Regions from separate parts of the Mus musculus genome. Here regions 1 and 2 are each linked to region 3. A link is a loop called in an ENCODE intact Hi-C map of the cell type or tissue named here. Cell type or tissue: left cerebral cortex. All regions are shown on one strand. Each heading gives the region's core, and the rest is flanking DNA. Links, peaks and the distances in the headings are about the cores only.

Region 1 (8,059 bases), core at 2,539-5,038, 110 kb after region 3:
TACTGTAAATAATATTAGAAATCAGTGAGTAGACTTAGAAAGGAAATAGTTTCCATTCTGCAATGCAACATAGCTGTAGCTGATGGTGACTGGCAGTTGTATCTAAGTTTAGTCTCAGTGTGAAGACCTTCAGCCCCAAGCCCATTGTAAACCTACTCAGGTTCTCTGTATTTTCTCCTTCGCCAAATAATATCTCAATAACTGCTTCCCTTAAGAGAATGAACAATTGAAACAAGCTCATGGCCCACAGGGACTTCATGGAGAAAAGAAATCAAAACACCTTGAAGAATCAAAGGAATTTTAAAAATTTGGGAAGAACATTAAAACATCCCCAAATAAATAAATCTCTACCAATTATGGGTTATTAATTCACCATTTAAGATATTTAGTGCTTAAACTGAAATAAAGCAACACCAATTACATAAGATATAATTGATTCTATACACAAGATTCTATATACACAAATTTACTTTTAAAAGAATTAAATAATATTTTCAATTTCCTCAAAAATTCAATATTATGTGCATAAATAGTAAATGTATTTGTCAGGTTTCTCTAGAGAAACAGAACTTATAGAGCCAGTTATGTGTGTGTGTTTGTGTGTGGGGGTGGGGGAGGAGTTCACTAGAACAGCTTACAGGCTGTGGTCCAGCTAGTCCAACAATGGCTATCTACAATGAAAGATCCAAGAATACAGTAGTTGTTCAGACCACAAGGCTGGATGTCTCAGCTGGTCTTTAGTATATACCAGAATCCTGTAGAAATAGGCTCTAAAGCCAGTGAAGAAATGAATATGCTAGTGAGAGCAAGACCAAGTTGGCAAGGAGAGACCAAGCTTCCTTCTTCCATGTACTTTATATAGGCCGCTAGTAGAAGGTATGGCTCAGATGAAAGGTGGATCTTCTCACTTCCAAAATGTGGTTAGAAGTGGGTCTTCCCACTTCAAGTGATTTAATTAAGAAAAATAGTCTCTCACAGAGATGCTCAGCCATTTGGGTTTTAGTTAATTCCAGATGCAGGACAATAGACAACCAATATCCATCACAGTAAATTACTACAATGTTTTTCAATAGTAGTAAGAGAAATGTTTATTAAATTGAGTTAAGACATACTAACATCACAGACATTCACTCCTAATCCTAACCCTATCCCTCTGAAGGTGTGACCCTACAACTCCAGTCAAAACCTTTCCCAGTGACAACGTCTAGCCTTTCTCAGTCATAGAAATTTAAGAAAAGCTCAGAGGTGGGAGAAAAGTCAGATATTAAACACAAGTTACTTTTTAATTTTTCTTTTTACCTCATTTATAAATAGTAACTATTCAAAATTTTCACAGAATTATCTGAGAACACAGAGGAAGCACATTTATCCATTCACTCAATAAACATTTCCTAACTCTCCATTGCTTATCTGATCTTTATTTTTTAAATAAATTTACATATATATTATATATTGCATATTATATATTATATTATGTTATATATTATATAGATAATAATATATATTATACATGTTATATATAATTATATGTTATATATATTCAACTAATACATATTAGTTGAAATATAATTACATTTTCCCTTTCCCACTTTTCCTTCCAACTCCTCAAATACCCTCTCCCTATTATTCCTTCTCAATTTTGTGGCTTCTTCTCCTTGAGCTGCTTTTGTTATGCTTATGTATAAATGCACAAATGTATAAATACAGCCTGCTTAGTTTGTTTAATGTTGCTTGTATATGCATGATTTCAGGTCTAACCATGATATTGGATAAGCATTTATAGGGCTCAGCTCTGGGAATGACTAATTCTCCTCTCTAAGCAGTCCCTTGTTGCCCATAAATCTTCCTCTAGGGATATGAACTCATGAGATTTCCCCCTTACATGACAGTATGTCTGTTACTGTTGTCATTGTTCAAATCTTACTCAGGCAACCCTACTGTTGAGGCATCATGGACGAGCTCCCAGGTCATTTCTAGGAGACACGGTCTCAGAGAAGACCTTGTCCTTGGGATCATATAACCTTTCTGCCCCCTCCTCCATGATGTTCCCCAAGGCCTATATTCAATAGTTCTAGTGCAAAACGGTGCAGCTACTTTGGAAATAAGTGGGGAGAATTCCAAACATTCTTTGACATAGCTGACTTTCCAAAGAGACCAGAAGTTTCTACTTCAGCAGAAGAGAAATATCTCTGCAAACATCTAACTAAAATGCCCTCCAGGCAGAGAAGCTGTACATACACAGTCTTTAAATTTAAATGTGTCAAATAGGTGTACACAGAAACATAGGATCAAAAGAATCGCATAAACCTACATATGTCAGTTAAGCCATTAATTGAGATCTCAAAGTAGATCAAGGACCACATGAGTAATTCTCAAGGGCAAAGTGAGTTTTTAACAGGACCAATGTTAAACAATTTATCTCTTCTTACCTAGGTCTTCCCACAAAACCCTAGTAATTCTTACATTCTCTTTGTATTTACTGTAAAAGCCATTGTTTCCTTTGTGATGCTCTTCTGAGATGCCCATGTCTCAAAGGAGAGAACTATGTATTCACATAAATATTGCCTTCATTGCTCATGAGGCATCTGTCCAGAAACTGGAGGGAAAGCTCGAGCATGTACTTCATTTCCCAGTAAGCTCACCACCACAGCAGAGATTATCATAATGGAGTAACTTTAGCCCTTCTAAAGTTTGGCAGAGAAACACCTATATCTGGTGAGAAGTATATCTGGTGAGAAGTCATTACCCTGTTGTAAAAGTTAGCACAGACAAGCCAAAATAGCTTTCATTTCACAGACAACTGCATCATGTGAATCAGTGCAGTTCCTCTGTTTATTCTGGCAAGACCACATTTCAGTAGAGTAGCATGAAGGCCTCCACACTTCATAGTTGAAGAGATAGGAAAGGAAGAGGAAAGAAGATTAGGACTGGCTATCATAGAACCATACTCAGATACTCTGATGAGTTTAGCTTCATTTTGGTTTATTTTGGTGTGTGTGTGTGTGGGGGGGGGTCCTTAGACAAATGGTGATCAATTTACTGACTCAGAAATTTGTTGAATAGTTTCACATTTTTCTAACACAGGACAATAAGAATATACTCATTGTATTGAAAATAAGAAAAGCAACACCCTCTCCTCACTGAGAATTCACTGTAGGCAGCATTAAGGAATAATGAGCAAATAAAAATGTGACAGGAGATTTAAAAAATTAAGGAAATAGCAGGAATTCTTGAGGAAAAGGAAAGAAAGATGGTGTCTCTAATGAGCTGGTGATTAAACTAGAGCATGAGGAAAACAGATGAAAAGATTCTTCTTTGACAGGCAGAATGTTCATGTTCTGCAGAAATAATGAAAATCCATAAGGCTAGTGCATGATATGTAAAAAGGGTGTGAAGTATGTCAGACACACAGCGGCTTACCTCATGAGAAAGTGATAGGTTTTTGTATGATAGCCATGTGTTCACAAAGCAATCAAAAAAGACTGGTAAGATCAAATTATTAATACATGAAGACAAGAAGAAAAAACAATTTTCCCCAAAGTGAAAAAGAGATTTCAGAAGACCTACACATAAACCCTTCATACACTAAAGTATACACATTTACACCTAAGCAATGACAGCCAGCTATTTTCAGGGAGCTGACAGTCTAGAGAGTTAATGGGAGAAACCAAAATATTATTCAGAGAACACAGCTTTCATTAGCGTACCAGGCACTATCAGTATATATTCAAAATTCATTAAGGAAAAACGTGGCACCACAGTAACACAGTAAAAATAGGAATGAGTGTGTTGGAGAGAGAGGTGGGAGAAAAAACTTAACACCCTCATTTCTATATAAGAAACATATAAAAACAGAATTTTTCCAAGGCCCTCATCCAAAACCTCACAAGGCAGACTTTATAAGTTCTATCTAGAGGACAGGTATCAAATGTGGAACTTTAGTGACACACAAGCCATTTGAATTTAAATTAATTAAAACTAAATGAATTGCTAACTCAAACTGCTTCACTCCTTAGAGTGGAAAGCCAGCTGTGTCCTGTCCTATGTTCGAGAGCAGAACTCATAGGCAGCCAGATGACCATCAATGCAGACAGTTCTATCCAAGCCCTCAAGTAGACGTATCAGACCCACCAGTACATTGTGAAACTTAGTTCTTAAAACCTAGCATGGCCTTTCATATATAGTAGATGCTCAGTAAAGAGTCACTAACCACATGTTTAACTCATATTTAAAATAAGTAGGGAAGAGAACTGTGGGGCGTTTTTGAAGGCAGCTAATATCTGCCACTGAAACTGCAAATGTAGTTATAACTGAGGACCCCTGTGTTGACATTTCCACCAATAAGACTTTCTTCCTGCATGCTCAAGTTATGGGTTTTGTGGAATTTACTTATTTTTCATGAGATTTTTGTTTATGACTTGGAATTTTTATTATTTTGAAAGTCAATAAAGACCCAGCTCCATGCCATTCTTAACCCCTTCTTTGCTGGAGAGTCGAGTGCACACTTTACCCTCAGAATGCCTGGCAGATGTCTGCCCTCTGTGTGAACTTAGATAAATCTCTGCTCAGCCTTCCCTGCTCCTTTCCCACCTTACAGAGCAGAGAAAAGTAACTAAACTGGACATGTGGAGTGCTTCAAAAACAATAATGGTCATATTTTAAAATATTATTGCAGCCAAGTTTGTAATTGATGCGGTTGGAGGCTAACATGTCTCAAAACATGAGAAGTCATTCTCAGGCTAATATTGAGATCCTTTTCTTTGCTTATCACATGAAAGTGCCTGACCTTTCTGTTAATGTCTAAAGCCATTTGAAGCACACCACTTGTTTATTTGGTTTTCAAGAAAACTTTTGGGAGATGTTGTCGTCATAATATTAAATCTCAAAACTATTATGCTGATGAAGTTACTGTCGCTATTACTATGTCCCAATTATCCTAGTTTTATGTTGTTCTACATTGATATATCTGCTGTAGATTTATGTTTAAATTTCATATTAATATGAGTTTAGTAGCCCAGAATATCTATATTTAATTAACATTCTTTCATTTATCATCTTATTTGATCCTCTCAGCACATGCTAAATTTGGTAAAGTAAATATTTCTTTCTATCTCAATTTTCCAGAGGTTTAGAGAATTGAGGTTATTTTCACAAAGTCACACAGATAACAATAGGCAGATATGAGATATAAATTTCTCTGAGGGTATCCAGGCAAACTTTCAAATTATTCATTGTCTGTACATTACATTTGTAGTCATATTTTTAATTGCTGGTTCTATGACATATTCTAGTATTTGCTGCCAAGCCTAACAACCAGAGTTCAGTCCTTGGGACTCACATGGTTAAGAGGGGAGAGAACAAGGTTGTTTTCTGACATCTACATATGCCTTGGGGTGTGCACAGCAAAACACACACACACACACACACACACACACACACACACACACACACACACACAGAGAGAGAGAGAGAGAGAGAGAGAGAGAGAGAGAGAGAGAGAGAATAAATGTCTCTAAGTATTCCTTTTGTCTATAAATCCTAAAAGTGTATTAGGCCATTAACCTCAAAACATGGTTTTGACTTTATATCTAAGTTACCTACTACCCATGTTCTATGGTTTATCAAATAAATAGCCCATAAATATCAACGCAGCTTAGGGAACTCTACAGCATCTTTCAGTGTAGGGATTTAACACCCTCACAGAAATGTGGCATTGAAGCAACCTCTTCTATGGAGATGGTTTTGCTAGGAAGATCTCATTCTAGCCAGGCTAAAAGAGATCAAAATACTATTGATAAGATAACTTTTCAGGGAACAGAGGTAAGATCATCCAGTGACCCTGCACAGAAATACCAGAGCCCTGTCAGCACATAGAGAAATGGAATTATTCATAAGACTGTTTTTGCAAGCACCCCCTTATTGATTTTTTTAAATAGAAAAGCTGCCTTTTGGCTGCCACAAGTAACAGCACAAAATAGCTAGGTTGGGGCTGCACCCTGACCAAAGTCCTGTTGCATTCAGTGACCCCACAAAGATGGAATGTACCAGGCAGGCAGACTCCTACTCACTTCTGGAACAACACAATGTAGAAAGTGTGTAGAGCCCACATTTAAACTCAGAATATTTGCCTCAGAGTGAAATTGAAATCAGAAATGTGTCAGTACTTGTACATGCAGCTATATAAAATGCAGAGATAGCAACGCATATAAAGGTTAGGAATTGATTGTCTCTTCTTTTTATCTCATTAGCTGTATCTTCACTTTCCCTTGCTATAGTATCTTAAGTTTTATTGTTCCAACTTGGACAATTTGAAATATGACAGATAAAACAGTTTAGGAAAGCAGGTGTTAGCAGAGATTAATTTTGTAATCTCTAACCCTCCACAGTAACTTGTTTTTCATTATCTTTTAAGTACAATTTTTTTCTGAAGTTTTAGATGATGGATGAATTAGTCAACTTTTCTTTGTGTCATGGCAGAGATAATTCCCAGGATTTTTCAAACTCTTATGCAGGTCAAAGTTTAGCTTGCTAACTAATCTAATGTCTTGGGTCTTTCTTATTACGACACAATGAAATGCCCTCACTTTTCGGAATTTGGAGTTGTTGCCAGCAGCCTGGATTTGAGAAGCAATCCTAAAATTGGATATTTTATTTCAGTGTTTATAGCCACCTGAGATTCTGATAAAAGACCAGACCCCCTAATCATCAGCTTAGCTGACTCCAATTTGGGGTAACTCCTGAGACTGCCTCAGTGACATCTTATGGTTGGGATTAAACTCTGAAATATATAATGACCTACTTTTCTCATTTTGAAACTTGGGTCCATGCCACACTTAACCCACACCAAGAATGTCTGTACCCCTCCTACTTCATTTATTTCTAATCCATGAATTTACCTCCTACTCTGAAAAACACAAATTATATTTTATATAGGAAGAGCAATATTTACATACATTTCAGTAGTTAACATTATCTCTTTACAAATAGTAAGGTAGTCAAAATTTATCAAATAAATAACTACATTGTATATTCATAGAAACATGAATAACTCCATCTCTATTTCTAAGCCTCATTTTCTCATATATTTAAGTGAAAATCTAGATTGGAAAAGGGTTGTAAAAGACTGGTAAAGAGGGAAATTAGGGTACACAATTGCAGACAGAGAAACCCCTTCTGTACCACTGCTGATTCTCTCCAGGCTCCAAAAAAAATAGCTGCAAACTCACAACCACACAGATCTCTGTAACAAACTCAGTAGATCACAAACCAAAGCAAATAGACAAGGATGTGAAAAAGAGAGTGGAGGCAGGGACACCAGGGAGATGGAAGAGGATGGGGCACACACACACACACACACAAAGAGAGAGAGAGAGAGAGAGAAAGAGAGAGAGAGAGAGAGAGAGAGAGAGAGAGAGTCAGCAGTTCTACAGAGTTGAAGCTATTTGGGTTTTATCAAGAAAGAACCATTAATAATGACCCTTAAGTATATGGCCATCTCTTTGCAGCCAAAAAAGCAAACAATAAAAAAGAGAAGTGTGTCATGTAAAATAAAAACAATTTTTATGAGAGGTACAAAATTTTGCCCAAGGAAACAAGTTTCAAATGCTGCCTTTTAAGGTCATATTATTGGAGAAAATAAAAGAAGGAAGCAGAGAGGAAGAAAAGAGGGAATATTGGGAAGAAGAATGGGAGAGGAAGAGAGAGGGAGGAAGGGAGGGAGGGAGAGAGGGAAGGAGGGACAGGTAGGAATTAACCAGGAGACCAACAAGAGTACAAGTCTGTACAAATACATGCAGAAAACAATAACTGTACATTGTGAAAGGATGACTCTCATGTACCGAATATAAATATGAAAAGTACACTAAGAAAATTGGCTTCCTATGGTACTTGGTCCTTTCTTTCTCTATTCCTCTTGCTAATTGCAATACATCTGAGCAATGTAAATAAAGGACACAAATGTTCTGGGATTTGTTTCTGTTTTCTCATGTATTAACATAAAGAATGCAAACTCTGACTAAATACTGCCAAAAAAGACAGGTTGGGATACAAGAAAGATAGA
Region 2 (8,059 bases), core at 2,539-5,038, 320 kb after region 3:
TTAATAATCTATATATAAATATACTCTGACAATGCTAATAATCAAAATCTGTGTTAATCTCTTGTTATGTACAAAGCACTAAACATGTAAGTACTTGTGTGCATTGCTTGATTACCCCTACACTAATACCATAAGGTAAGCAATGCCTACAGTCTCTATATATGAGAAGACCAAAGCTTAGACAGTAAGTAGCAAGCCTAAGGTCATGCAAATAATTAGGGTAGAGCCAGGATTCAACCATCATTCGACTGCAAAAATACAGCTTCCCCAAGTGCAAATATATATTGTTAAGTTATCCCATGGTATCTGAAGAAATGGCTCTGAAAACACTAAAATATGCATGATGAAAAGAAACCCACGGATTACTCAGGAAGAGTGCATCTGACATGTCTCATGCTGGTAAAATTATTGATATCAGCTTGTGTGTTATTATGTGCATCCTCCTTAGTTTCAGGGAGAATGTTTCTAAAACTACTCAGCACTGTAACACGACCATCCCTGACATCCTGATCAAATCTGCAGAGGTTATAGAAAGGTTAAAATCTAGGAGAGCTGGCTTACTTCCTTAATTACTGAACAAAGTACAAGTGGTCACCAGAGGAAAATAAAATGCCTTCCTTTATTAACTAGACAAATACAATGGAAAAATTATGGTTTCTAAGCAGTGTTTATCTTGCAGTAACTCCTGAGAAAATTTACTCCTGCTCGACAAGAATGGATGATAATACTTAAAAAAAAATTAAAAATACCAAGGATTAAATATTGCCTGTAACATGAAGCTAAGGCTAATTATTCATGGTAAATAACAAAGGGATTTTTTTTACCACGTTGTACAATGTATGGTTTGTGCTGAACACGCTTAGTGAACATGATCAGTATAAGAATAATTTTGTATTTGTGTGCTTCTATTAGAATCCCCTAACTTTGTTTATACTTCAGAGAGCTCTTTGGCAATTTAATCAGATTGGGGGAGAGGTGGAGTGGGGTTTCTTCAGAATTGTCTTTGGCCCCAAACACCTTCCGTATATGCACCTGCTCTTTCAGACATTACAAAACCTAGGCATAATAAATTTAAAGCTTTAAATGGAAAAAAAAATCTCACTTTAAAAGAGATTTCTCTTCTGGTTTTGTTTCAATTCTTGTAGCCATTTATGTTCCGTGGAGAAACTCAGAGGCAGATGCTTGTGACGTCACAAAGACAGTCTGTTTTTGTTCTTTTTGCACGCACGCATCTTTCATTTCTAGGGTGCAGGTAGAGTAGGCAATCAAAAATTAACCCTCTGGGCCCCACAGATGTTTGCAGCGATGAGATTTAACTGTAGTTTAAATGCCTATGCTAAAGCCAGATTTTTCTGTGTAAAAGCCACATTTTCAATATTTACTTCCTTATTTTTTCAGCACAGGAATGGAAGCAGTTCTCTGGGACTTAGATGCAAACACATAATGAGAATTTTAAAAAAGAATCAACAACTTTAGTGTTGAGAAATAAGAAAACAAATCTATATCCATAAACCCACATGTGTACATACACTCAGATGATTGGGGAAATGTTATGTCATTTGATAGCTTGTGCCTTTTATTTTTCAAAGACATCACAGAATTCTTTTCTCCGTCTTCTTTTTCCTCCTCCTCCTCCTCCTCCTCCTCCTCCTCCTCCTCCTCCTCCTCCTCCTCCTCCTCCTCCTCCTCCTCCTCCTCTTTAAAAGAAATGAAGACTACTTAAGAAAGCTGCTGGTCAGAAATCTCCTACTAGTGACTATAGTATGTAAAAGAATTGAGCAAACTGTTAAAATAGTATTTCTTTGCTTTTTCTGCATTTTAGCCTCAAATTGACTAAACAATGTTGTCAGTAACTGAAGAGAAGCTGGGACAGTCTAAGAATACATCATGTGGGAAAAAAAATCACATTAAGTCAAGGGAACAATATTCTCCCAGCAGCTCTGAGGCTGAAGCATTAAGAAATAAAATTTAAACATGTAAAGAGGAAAAAATATGAACCTAGGTCTGGCTGCAAAATTGGTCTGCCATTGTTAAACCTAAACATGCATTCAAAGATGGGAGATATAGTGGTATAACTAGAATATATGCATGCATACATATGTTTAGTTATGGATGTACTGGGACCCATGGACTTTAGTCTTTCCCAGGACAGATAACTCTTGCACAAAAGAATATGCTATCCTCAGTGCGACAGCAGGTTAACTTATACTCACGCGGTGTCCTTCCTGAAAAGCAGCAGAGCTGCATTAGGATAGAATCGCTGGGATTAACTTTTCCTTGCTCTGACTTTTAAGAGGGCAAGATCAAAGGCCAGGTCCCATCAAATCCATTAAAATAAAAACAGACATTTCTTGGGCCTGGGGAGGAACTCCAAGAAAATTACTTGGAAAGCACTGTCAGAAATTCCCTTTTATTTGGCTCTGTTTTACTCTAGAATTCAAGTGAAAAGTGGGTTGGTTGATTGGGGGGGAGATGGAATCTTTAGCTGCAGGAAAAGTAAAAGAAGAAATAGTTTTAGAGCTGGTGGACAAAGCTACCCAGTGTTATGTGTACCATTTTCAAATGCTGGACCGCGACCCCAATCCCCGGCTGTCTTAGCTGAGACCTATCATTGTGCTTATTTATTCCCGTGCATTATCCTGTAATGGTCCCAGAGAGATGATCGTCTTTCAGCACCATCTGCTACTAGGAAAAACAAGAACATACACTACACCTGTTACAAGCTCCCCAGCAATCTAAGCTGTTTCTCTGGGCAAAATGGTAAATGATGTAAGCAATAAATAGGAACCTACCAGGTGCGAGGGAGAGACGGGTCCAGATTCTGGCAAATTTTAAGCATGTTCTTAACTGGTATGAAAGCAAATGATTTGTTCACCTAAAGTAATGTGATAGATATGTCAGGGCTTAATACCAAAATTATGGTTCACTGGGTTTACTAAAGACCAACTTGGGCTTTGCACTCTGCTGATGTCACTACTTACAGACAGACTGGTAAGTGTATACATGATCCTCTGACGGAAAACCACAGAAGTTGCTTGACCTCATTATATGTGAAGCACATCTACAGTCATTGAGTAACAAACACGGGCTACCATCCTAGGAGCAAAAGAAAGAGAAAAAAAAAAGTAAAAGTCTTCCCTTTTCACCAGGGCAGAGCAAGCAATGTTCTCCTTCATGTTCAGAGTCCCAGCTCTCACACCATCCACCTCCTTGAGTTTGTCATGTTTTCAGTACAGAGCACAGCCCAGGGGCAACACTCACTTTGAGGCAACTTTCTGGGAGGCAGAATTTTTTTCCCCTACCCACTCCAAGTGCTATTCCTGTGGGTGCAGCTTTATGAAAACTATGCAGAAGAAAAACTTCCTGGTCCAGGAAAAAAAAATCTGGTGCAAAACATATTCTACTGCTTTATGCATATTGATTTATCACAAGCTATTGTGTTTATTTAATGAGTCACACAAAGCATCACTTACTGATATCAACTGCAGCCTTAGAATCTGATACATAGAATTAGGAAGAATATTTGGAGCAATTAACATTTTTGGAAACCGATTCTGTCCCCATTCATTTCTGGACAGCTGAGGTAGTCAGGGAGTAACTGTGATTTCAAATCGTGCCACATTTGTGTAATAGCTAGCACACCAGTCTCAAATGATATGCTACAGACTATGAATCCTATATGAATAGAAACAGGGAAAAAAGCATAGTGGGCTGGATGGATGTGAACAGGTTCCAAGGAAGAGGTAAATTCGAACTCAGAGATGGTAATAACAGATATATCAGTTATTCTGATCTAGCCAATGCACACGCACACACACACACACACACACACACACACACACATATAATATATGTATGTGTATATATGCATATACACACATATATATTATATATTGAATACATCATACCTTATAAATATATGCAATTATGTCAATTAAAAATAATATATAATGTATTAAATACACCATAATTTATACATATATGCACTTATGTCAATTAAAAATAAAATATATTAAAATTAAAGCAAATGTATGTATGCTAGAGACAAAGACACAGGCAATTTAATTCTTTAATGATATATATTCACAATAGATATTGACATAATTGGTTTGTGCAATAGTATTAAATTTTCACATATTATAAGAAAATGTAACTAAAATCCTCAGATCAAAACTATAATACCATTTTGTGGAAAGCTGATCACTTTGAACAGACAGCTTTAGGAACAAGTATCTCGCCTATTAATTTTGCACATTTCTGTTTCTGTATGAGGACTCTGTGGAGATGGCTAAATGTACTTAATATGTTGGTAAATGTAAATTAACCAGTAACAATAATGTCCTCACAGGAAACATATCTAGGCATTGTTAGGGAAAACCCAAAGCCCACTAAAAACAGTGGCTGAATGTCTGCCAGCAGCCAGAAACCGCACACATTATACTCTATCATGAAGTGAATATACAACACGAAAATCTCCATAAAGATGTAACATTAGCCAGTGATGAATCTGCACTTTGATGTATAATTCATTCAGCTCATGTCACAGTCCCTGTAAAGACAGATATTTGGGGAGAGAGGAAGAAATGCAAAATAGCTCTACTGTGGTATCGATGAAGGAGATGAAGAAATGCAAAATAGCTCTACTGTGGTATCGATGAAGGGCAACAAAAGCCAAGGCTCCCATGAATATCAGGAATAAAGAGAATGTCCCGACAATACAAGATAAAAATGACTTTCCTCAGAGAGGAGAGACAAACAGGACTGTATCTTTCAGACTGCAGGATTTCAGATAGAGGTGTACAGGTATCATTGAAGGGCACAAAATTATTGCTGAGAGAACTCAGAAGCTGAAAGACCAGCAAGATGCATGCTCCATGCACACTCATGCAGATCAGTCCAGTTTCCTTTACTAACTGAATACAGACTGTCTCAGTGAACACCTCAGTGTGTGCTCTCCAGGAAACAGGAAGGAAAGTCATAATTTTAGTTTAGTTTAGTTTAGCTTTAATTCTTCCATTTGCTTTTTATTGGGTACTTTGTTTATTTACATTCAAGTGTTATCCCCTTTCCCTGTTTCCCCTCTGGAAACCCCTTATCCCATCCTCCCTCCTACTGCTTTTATGAGGGTGTTTCCCCACCCACCTACCCACTGCCCTGGCATTCCCCTACACTTGGGTATTGAACCTTCCCAAGACCAAGGGCCTCTCCTCCCATTGATATCCAAAAAGGGTATCCTCTGCAACATACGAGGCTGGAGCCATGGATCCTTCCACATGTACTCTTTGGTTGGTGGTTTAGTCACTGGGGATCTGGTTGGTTAAATTGTTCTTCCTATGGGTTGCAAACCCCTTCAGTTCCTTCAGTCCTTTCTCTAGCTCCTCCATGCTCAGTCCAATGGTTAGCTGAGAGCATCAATCTCTGTATTTGACAGGCACTGGCAGAGCCTCTCAGGAGACAGTTATATCAGGCTCATGTCAGCATCTGCAATAGTGTCTGGGTTTGGTGACTATATATGGGATGGATCACCAGGTAGGTCAGTCTCTGGATGGTCTTCCCTTCAGTATTTGCTCTACAGTTTGTCCCCATATTTTCTCCCTTGAGTATTTTGTTCCCCATTCTAAGAAGAACTGAAGCATCCACACTTTGATCTTCCTTCTTCTTGAGTTTCATGTGGTCTGTGAATTATACCTTGGGTAATCTGAGCTTTTTAATAATATCCACTTATTACTAAGTGCATACCATGTGTACTCATTTGTGGGTTACATCACTCAGGATGATATTTTCTTTTCTTTATAATATTTTTTCTTAGGTATTTTCCTCATTTACATTTCCAATGCTATCCCAAAAGTCCCCCATACCCTCCCCCCAACTCCCCTACCCACCCACTCCCCCTTTTTGGCCCTGGCGTTCCCCTGTACTGGGGCATATAAAGTTTGCAAGTGGGCCTCTCTTTCCAGTGATGGCCAACTAGGCCATCTTTTGATACATATGCAGCTAGAGTCAAGAGTTCCAGGGTACTGGTTAGTTCATAATGTTGTTCCACCTATAGGGTTGCAGATCCCTTTAGCTCCTTGGGTACTTTCTCTAGCTCCTCCATTGGGGGCCCTGTGATCCAGCCAATAGCTGACTGTGAGCATCCACTTCTGTGTTTGCTAGGCCCCGGCATAGTCTCACAAGAGACAGCTATATCTGGGTCCTTTCAGCAAAATCTTGCTAGTGTATGCAATGGTGTCAGCATGGGATGTATCCCCGGATATGGCAGTCTCTAGATGGTCCATCCTTTCGTCACAGCTCCAAACTTTGTCTCTGTAACTCCTTCCATGGGTGTTTTGTTCCCAATTCTAAGAAGGGGCAAAGTGTCCACACTTTGGTCTTCGTTCTTCTTGAGTTTCATGCGTTTAGCAGATTGTATCTTATATCTTGGGTATCCTGTTTCTGGGCTAATATCCTTCTTGAGTTCTTTATATATATTGGATATTAGTCCCCTAAGGATGATATTTTCTAATCCCATCCATTTGCCTAAGAATTTCATGAATTCATTGTTTTTAATAGATGACTACTACTCCATAGTGTAAATGTGTGATATTTTCTGTATCTATTCCTCTGTTGAGGAACAGCTGGGTTCTTTCCAGCTTCTAGATATTATAAATAAGGCTGTTATGAACATAATGGTACATGTGTCCTTGTTATATGTTGCAACATCTTTTGGGTATATGCCCAAGACTGGTATAGCTGGGTCCTCAGGTAGTACTATGTCAAATTTTCTGAGGAAAAACCAAACTGATTTCCACAGTGATTGTACTAGCTTGCAATTCCACCAACAATGGAGGAGTGTTCCTCTTTCTCTACATCTTCACCAGCATCTGCTGTCATCTGAGTTTTTGAACTTAGCCATTCTGACTGGTGTGAGGTGGAATCTCAGGGTTGTTTTGACTTGCATTTCCCTGATGACTAAGGATGTTGAACATTTCTTTAGGTGCTTCTCAACCATTCAGTATTCCTCAGTTGAGAATTCTATTTTAAGTTCTGTACCCCATTTCCAATAGGGTTATTTGGTTCTCTGAAGTGACTTCTTAAGTTCTTTGTTTATATTGTATATTAGCTTTCTATGGGATGTAGGATTGGTAAATATCTTTTCCCAATCTGATGGTTGCCATTTTGTCCTATTGACAGTGTCCTTTGCCTTACAGAAGCTTTGTAACTTTATGAGGTCTCATTTGTCAATTCTTGATAAGCAATTGGTATTCTGTTTAGGAAATTTTCCCCTGTACCGAGTTCAAGGCTCTTCCCCACTTTCTCTTCTATTAGTTTCAGTGTATCTGGTTTTATGTGGAGGTCCTTGATCCACTTGGACTTGAGTTTTGTACAAGGAGATAAGAATGGATTGATATGCATTCTTCCCCCATTCCGACCTCAAGTTGAACCAGCACCATTTGTTGAAAATGCTGTCTTTTTTCCACTGGATAGTTTTAGTTCCCTTGTCAAAGATCAAGTGACCATAGGTGTGTGGGTTCATTTCTGGGTCTTCAATTCTGTTCCATTGATCTACCTGCCTGTCTCTGTACCAATATCATGGAGTTTTTACCACTACTGATCTGTAATACAGCTTGATATCAGGGATGGTGATTCCCCAAGAAGTTCTTTTACTGCTGAAAATAGTTTTCCATATCCTGGGTTTTTGTTATTCCAAATGAATTTGCAAATCGTTCTTTCTAACTCTATGAAGAATTGTGTTGGAATTTTGATGGGGATTGCATTGAATCTGTAGATTGCATTCGGCAAGATGGCCATTTTTACTATATTAATCCTGCCAATCAATGAGCATGGGAGATTTTTCCATTTTCTGAGATCTTCTTTGATTTCTTTCTTCAGAGACTTGAAGTTCTTGTCATACAGATATTCCATTTGCTTGATTAAAGTCACACCAAATTATTTTATATTATTTGTGACTATTGTGAAGGGTGTCATGTTCCTAATTTCTTTCTCAGACTGTTTAACCTTTGAGTACAGGAAAGCTACTGATTTGTTTGAGTTAATTTTATATCCAGCCACTTGGTTG
Region 3 (8,059 bases), core at 2,842-5,341:
AGGAGCCTGGTTACTACTGTCTTGCCTTCCGAAGGTAAAGTGATTTTGGTCTACCTGACTGTGCATGAGATCAGAAAGAATACGTTTCTCACCTTCAAAGATGCATTCCAAATGCCAGTCAAGACTTTTTTCATCCTCTAGGAACCAACCTGGCCCAACAGCTATGGATAGATGAGAACATCTGCACAGTTATGCTGTAGTGTACTTATTATGGCTTACCCCATCTGATATAGACCACCTGGGTACATCCTTGGGAAAAGTGTAATTATGACCTCTACAATAGCAGTATTATTTCTGACTATTCCCTTCAGCCAAGATAGGATATCTCAGAGTCTCACAAGTTTGTGCTTGGTCTTTTTTTTTTTTGAAAGTTTTCATTACATCACAATTACTCTAACTAACATGAAACTTCTACCAAAAATGTAGGGTACCCATATTAGTTACTTTTCTTATTCCTGTACTGAAGCACCTGACACACATTAGTAAAGAGGGGACTGATTTTCTTTAGCAGGCACACTCAGAGATTTCAATCCATATTCCAGAAAGAGCACCATGGCATTAGAGTTTTGTGTAAGAACCAGGTGTTTACCTCATGGCAAACTGAGAGAAGAGAAAAAAAGAATGGGCTAGAGGCCAGGTTCAACCTTCAAAGGCATGTTCCCAAAAACCTATTTTTCAATATAGGAAAAGTTCCCTTCCTAAAGTTTTCAAATAGGCCCACTAGCTAGGGACAGTACACTTAACACATAAGCCCATGAGGGAGGTATCATATTCAAACCATAAGAAACCTACCCACTCTTATTGAGTCCTTAATAATAACCTCAACAATTAAAACTTGGACCCAAATTCCATTCACTATCCTCTCTCCATTGGACCCAAGTCCAACTTGAAGTCTTTTAATATTAGAACCAAATTAAACTCTGCCTCTAATAGTAGTGCTCTGTGCTTTGTTTTGTTTTGTCTTATTTTGCTTTTGAGACAGGGTTTCTCTACATATCCTTGGCTATCCTGGAACTCCCTATTTAGACCAGGCTGGCTTCAAGTCCACAGAGATCTGCCTGCCTTTGCCTCCCAAACGTTGGGACTGAAGGTGTGATCTACCAAGTCCAGAGACCCAATAGCCGCACTCTAAGACATCTCCTTTCTCCAATGCACAGCTATCCAGAAAACAAATTAGTATTTGTGGTATGGATGAGAGAAATATTGGTTAGAGAAAAACGTCTGCACAGATCTTTAAGAACTATTATCTATTAGAATCCAATTATATGAACTGGTACATATCTGAAATTTGGCAAAAGAGCCTAATTTCCTATCATGATAGCTAATCTCAGCCCTAGTCCAACAGTCTTAATATTTTTTCAGTTATATAACTTGGAAAATTTCAACTTGACTGAATTCCCATTGTCATCTCCTCCACCAAAGAATGCTATAATTTCAATTATCCCTCCTGTTGAACATGACACACTATTTAAATAGATCTCTAACCTTGGTGACAATTACAATTACATCCATTTTGTCACTAAAGTTTAAATATTGCCATATTGCTTCAGCCACTCCCCAAACCCATCATCTACAAGTAGGAGAGTTCAGTCTCATGGCAGTTTTCCCATTATCAAACATATCAGTGTTAAGCCTATTAAAAAAAATGCTCCTTCTGTGAACACTTCTTAGTGTCATAGTAAGCAGCATGTTTTCTGGGATTCTCCAGGAAACACAGTCAACTTAACAGCCAGCTCTTCACTCTCTTATTAGCTCAGTTACTTCTCTTGCTGCTGTGATAAAATACTCTGAAAAAGGAAACTCGAGGGAGAAAGGATTTATTTTGGCTCACACTTCCTGGGGACAATCTATTCTGGTAGGAAGTCATGGTGGTAGATGTGTAAGGAAGGTGTTCACATTCTTCCTACAGCCAAGGAACAGGAGATGAATTCCTGTGCTCAGTTTATTTTCTCCTATTTTAAACAGACTAGGATCAAGCCCAGGGAATGGTGCTACCAACAGTGAGCAGGTTTTTCCACCTCAATTAGTGTGGTCATAATAATCTCTCAAGGGCATGCCTAAAAGCTCATTTCCCAGGTTATATCAGATCTTAACAAATTCATATTTGGATTAACCATTTCGTTCATCTTCTACAGCAAAATCATTTCAATATTCCCACCTACCCAGTTCTTATCCTTTTCTCAATGTTTTTCCAATGGAGTGTTATATGAAATTGTCCTATATAGAGAATCAAACATCTTTTGACCCTAGACAGGGCACATATAACAGGCCAAAGACAGTGTGACAAAGAAAGTAATTAGTGTTAATTAATTATGGGAACATTGACAACTTAGGAATGACTACACACCTGAAGAAAATCAAGAAAATTTTACTCCCAGTGAAACCTGACTGATTATATATATATTCAGAGAGGGGTGGCTAATGGTCCATTTTCTCCATATCAGAATGTTATGAGGTCCTGTGTTGGTCGTTTGCATATAAACATAGCTGTTGAGTATTCAAGATGGCAGACAGTGTCATGCCTGAAGAACAGCATAACACAGTAGATACTTTCCTTCTCCACTATTCACCTTTATTTTCAAATCTTAAGGTACCAGTCCAAGAAAAAAAATCCAGATAATAGTTCTAGAATATGAAGTTAACATCATATATATGATGAGTATATAATATGAGTAAATTCCTCAATATCAAAAAAAATTCATCCAAAGGGTCCACACAGTATCTGTTTCACCACCCCCATATCTTGTTTCTACAAATCTTTTTCCGGTACCTAGCAAGACATGCTAGTCAAGTTCTTTAGCTTGTTTGTTTTGGAGGGTATATGGTGGAGGTGACAGCTAATTTTTCCTAGAGTTAATATAGTACTTCTTTGTTTAGACAGTGCAAAGACTGAATTCCGGAAGTTCATCTGAAGGAACTGAATGATTGGGAGAACAGATGGGACACCACCTTCTTGGGCAAGAACATCCTGTGGTCTCTAGACAAGAAAAAAAAAATGTAGGCCTCTGTCAGGAAAGGCACCTAATTGTTTCCTTTTAAGAAATTCAAAGGAATATGCAAATCTAGGATCCTCTAACTAATTCACTCAAATGCCTCCGGGCCAGTTTTCTATTAGTCACTTTTCCTAACAATCTGCTAACAATATGCCCTTTGGTACATTTTGTCTCCTCTGGGGCTTGCCACCCTGACTTTCTATCCATCCTGAACCATCATTTGAATATGCATCACTGTTCCTCAGTGTTGCCATAAAGTTCCTTGACATTCATGGTATGCATGGAATGGTCCATTTTCTGCTGAGTCTGTTTTGTTTTGCCAAGGGTTGACCACTCCAATACTCTTTTTCTTTCTTTTCTCCTATCAATTTTACCATACTCAGCTGGACCTTCTCAAAAATTAAAGTTCTACCTACTACTTTTTAAACCATTAATCATAATACTACTGAATAAAAGAGTCTTTCCAGAAGATGAGCAAAGGCCCATTAGTACTTAGATTCTTTCATGGGACTTATGGTCACTTCTCTTCTTCCTGGCTCCATGGTTAAGACCACACTTATTTCCAAATGACTTAGAGCATTTGTGCACCAAGTGTGTATCTCATCACACTTAGTGCACATATGTATATATATATATATATATATATATATATATATATATATATATATATGAAAATAGCACTGACTATCCACATACCTTGTGCAAAGATTATTTCAAAGAGTATGCAATGCAAGTAACATATACAATAGCTACCCAACATTTACATGAATTAAATTGTAAGCTCATGTCTACAGCCAGAAAGAGAGAGAAAGCAAGAGAAAAAATAACAGTTCAAGAGTGTGTGAATTTCCACTTTCAATAATTGCTAGCTTGCCTCTGTGACAAGGGAGGTGTGAATCTGCTATTCCCATATTTAGCTCCAGTCGCTACTCCCCCCCACCCCCAGCCTCTCAGAGTGAGCATTTCACAGAGTAGGAGTCATATGTGCCTGAGGCTGTGGCTTACCATGATGAACGGCACACAAGCAATGAGCTCAAAGAATATTCACCAATTGTTTATATACTTCTATCATTCTTCTCACCTTTCTCATTTCACTTGCAATCTGTGAGCTCTGCCACCCAGCAACTTGTCAAGTTTTCTCTTTCAAAGATGACTGTCTTGCATTGAAGACACAGTTCACTCAATTAACAGAAGTCACTGGTTTGCCCTTCCTTACATGTTTTTGTGGCTACTCAGAGGACTTTGGATACAGTTTCAAGCACACACCTCCCCTGTATTTAATACCCATCTCCATACAGAACATAAAGGAGGATGTGCCATCTCTACCATTGTCCCATTCATTTAACCCCTGCCCCATATACTCTGCCAGGCTTTTGTGACACACCTTTTAGCAGGGAAAATATTCTATCTCATGTAGTGTCTTATATGGTCCCTCTGTCCTGGCAATCATTATCAGTTGAAAGTTTATTTTTAAAGCTCTTCTTTGTTTATATAGTTAACTCTCTATAAGATACCAGCAGTCCTGCGAGTTTGCAGCATGTTGCTATTAGGTGTCTCCAACTCTTTGTCAACCTGTCTTCCCATGCTGACACAGAAATCAACTGGATAAATCCTGTGTGCTCTTCCTCCACTGTCTACTCTCTGAGGATACTTTTTAAATAAAAGAAAATGTAAATGTAGTATAGAAGAATGTTATCCAGCTGTAAAAAAATGAAATCTGTAAGTGGATAGATTTGGAAAATACAATGAGTGAGGTCACCCAGGCCCACAAAGGCAACCTTTGTGTTCTCCCTCATATATAGGTCATAAATTCAACCCTGATGTTTTCTGTGTGTAGCTTAAAGTCATGTGGAAGCCAAAAACCTAGAGACAGGAAAGTGGTGGGAGACATATTAATGAAAGCAGGATAGTAGAGAACAGGGGAAGTGAAAATAGAGAGAGGGTTCCTGAAATTAGATAGGTTCTTGTGTGGATGAGGGGAGGGCTGTGGAAAGAAGAGGCAGCGGCAAGTTGACTAAAATGAAAGGTTCATAGAGAAGCTACATGGAGCTTATCATCTTGAACACTAGTAAAAAGTATAGTAAGAAACACACACACAAATTCTCACTGTCAGGTACAGGTTACCTCCTAGGATACATTAATCCTGGAGATTCTAGAAAGACCAAAGCAATATAGGCATTGCTGTTGCTCTGGGTCCCCTTCATAACTATATAATTACAAGCCTGTCTCTGGAAATACTACATACTGTAGTTGCAGAACCTAGAGAAATAAGTCCTGAGCTGACCAGAAATAAACGTTCCTCCTGCTAGTATTGGCTGCTGGGCAAGAAAGAACACCAATGGTTTTAATAAATAATAGATGCTACATGGTACAATTCCAACCTACTAAGCAAAATTTGTTCACTGGTATAATAATGGCAAGACTGTTTATAACCAACCACTCTCTTGATTAGATTTGAAGAATTCATCCTTACTACTATAAACATGTGTTCAAAAAGGAAAAAATGGTCATTGACCCATGAAGAAAACCTAATTTTATTCTTTTTCTAAGTGGTCATGTTTACAAACTGAATTCTAAATATTTACATTATACCCACAAAGTTGTGCTCCTCTTAACTTTGGTCAGAAGAACTGCCTATTGCAGAAGATAATGAAGGTAGTCAATACAGAGACTCAGTCACAGATGTCCCCAAGGCTTAGTGAACCCTGAGAAAGAGGTAGGTTGAAAGAACATGAGTACAGAAGGACAGAGAGAATTTATGTGAAGGCCTGCCTTCTGGATATGACATGGCTGCTGTACTCAAGATCTCATGGCAGCTGTGGTTACCTGTAAAAGAGTTTCACAAGATCAAGCCAGTAGAAAATTCCAACATAGAACTGGGTGGGATCTCAAGGCCCCTCTTCTAGGTGACTAGTGATTGGCAGTTGGTGGCTACTGTGGGAGGGGGGTCACATTTCTATGGGAAATGGCTACTGGCCCCAGAACTCTGGCACATAGGGAGCTCTGATGGCACTTGATGAGTCAGAAAGAAAAATGGACATGAAATTAGAAGGATGATGGTAGGGAGTAAAGACAGATACAATCAAAATAATGTACATATAAATGTCAAAGAATTTTTAAAAAAAACACAAGAAAAAATGTAACTCCTCTCAACACTTTTTGTTTAAGCTGAGGAAAATACTCTTTTTTTTTCTAAAACAAAACAGCACCAGTTTTTTACATGACATATATATCCCATGTTAATTTCTCAGCAAATGATTTATCACTACCACCAGCAACACCTATCTTTGTATAATTCTTCTGTAGTTTGGGTCTTTGCCAAGAAGACTAGACATGGATATATGATATATGTCAACAAAATTGAAAGGCTTGCCTAAGTTCTCCCCCCAGATAAGCAGACCTCTGATATAAACACAGTAATGTTCCTACACGTTTCTTGATGCTGTGCCTAGAACACAGTAAGCCTTTGATTGATGTTAATTGTTTCTAATTATTGTAATTGTCATTTGTTGTTTCTCCCTGCATGCCACCCTACCAATATGCTCAACAAGTATACACACAGATTCATACTCTGTCTCCAGATCCATTTTTGTCTGTAATTTGTTCACAGGTTTGATCCTATAAGACACTTTCAGTAAGGTTTATGTTGCCTCCAACTACAAGCCTCTTTGCTTTACTACAGGAAAAACAATCACCCCCAACTCCCCCCTTGGCTTAGCTAGGGATTTAGACACAGATGTCTGCACAAACCAGAAAATACAAATCAAGGATAGTAAACAGGATCCATTTCCTGATATTTTACCAACAACTTCTCAATCAAAATCATGAACTACAGGCATTAAGAGCACTTGCAACCCTATGGCAGCTCACAACCATCAGTGACTCCAGTTACAGGGAACCCAATGATCTTTTCTGGTCTCCATGAGGAATGTAGATGTTGCATAGACATATACACGGGGAAAACACCCTTACATACACAATTAAATCTTTCAAAAATAAATTAAAATCAAGACTTGGGTCCAATGATTTCTCATTTATGCTCACATGGTACATACTTCAGAATGTTTGTAAGAAATAAAACAAGTTCTGTATACTTCTAAGCTGTGTTAGGCAATTAGACCATCTTAACATTAAAACTGGGACGGGCATATTTCCAAATCTGAGCCCACAGATGATCTTCTCTGTTCGTTCGCTGTGTTACCTGGAAGCTGCTACTGAATGAAGTTTAGAACATGAAAGAAGTTTAGACCTTGAATGGCCAAATACAATTGAACCTTTTTTTTTTTTTTTTTTTTTTTTTTTTTTACCAGTTTTGAAGATTCTGGTGGTATACCCTCTTGTTAACTTCATTTAGCAACTAGAAATGATATGACCTACCTCATGGGTTATTATGAGATCTAATTCATATGGTGTGTTATGCCAGAGTCCTTTATATTTTTTCATGTGCTGCACAGACTCTTTTATTTTGAGAGAAGGCACCACAAGTTGCCCACTCTGACCTGGAGCTTTCAATCCTCCTGCCTCAGCTTCCAGAGTAACTTGGAACACAGGCCTATGACAATAGCTGTAGAAAGAACTATATCACTGGGTACTTTGGTTGATGTTCTATCCAGAGGGCAATGAGGAGGGCCTGGAGAGACAGGCTGATTCCCTATGTCCTGGATAAGGTAAGATGGCATGGCTGTGGGACCCAGCTGCTGTGCCTCTTGGCCGTGCTCTACCTCCAGATCAAAGAACACAAGCTCAAGAACATTTAAAAACCCCCAGCTGCATGGAGACTTTTCTGTTGCCAGTTGTAAAGTGACACCTAGTTATCCAGATCTCAGAACATGTATGTTTTGTTAGTTACTGTTGCTCATGTGCATTTTAGTGAATTCCTAGTCAGCCAGAAAGGTTAACCTGGATCAGAAATCTTAAGGAAGGACTAGTTAATCTGTTCCTCTGTAGAATGCTTGACAAACTACTCTTTAAGAAAAGAGAAAAAAGGGGGGAGGGAGGTATAGGGGTGCTGATGAACCATCCTCTTTGTGGTTTCCACCATTGCCTGTGAAATGTCTATATCTTAG

Evidence for each region. Hi-C counts contacts between places; a loop is a spot of excess contacts. Peaks named below come from ENCODE experiments on the same cell type or tissue, not always from the same donor. Only the 100,000 strongest peaks of a DNase experiment are listed, where the experiment ranks them.
Region 1: it touches region 3 in a loop (6-fold over the local background); 2 of 42 quality-filtered maps call a loop at or near these places.
Region 2: a loop joins it to region 3, with 2.5 times the contacts of the local background. A loop is called at or near these places in 2 of 42 quality-filtered maps.

Annotation. Positions count from the first base shown.
Region 1 is chr5:46,224,681-46,232,739 of GRCm38, reverse strand. No RefSeq gene overlaps it. Among named protein-coding and RNA genes, the nearest start is that of Gm40298, 300 kb to the right of the region's middle. In left cerebral cortex, for the core only: no CTCF peak of the experiment used is centred there; DNase peaks (open chromatin) are centred at 3,539 and 3,887; H3K27ac peaks cover 362 bases.
Region 2 is chr5:46,016,807-46,024,865 of GRCm38, reverse strand. No RefSeq gene overlaps it. Among named protein-coding and RNA genes, the nearest start is that of Gm40298, 88 kb to the right of the region's middle. In left cerebral cortex, for the core only: no CTCF peak of the experiment used is centred there; DNase peaks (open chromatin) are centred at 3,291 and 3,582.
Region 3 is chr5:46,334,531-46,342,589 of GRCm38, reverse strand. No RefSeq gene overlaps it. Among named protein-coding and RNA genes, the nearest start is that of Gm40298, 410 kb to the right of the region's middle. In left cerebral cortex, for the core only: no CTCF peak of the experiment used is centred there; a DNase peak (open chromatin) is centred at 3,933.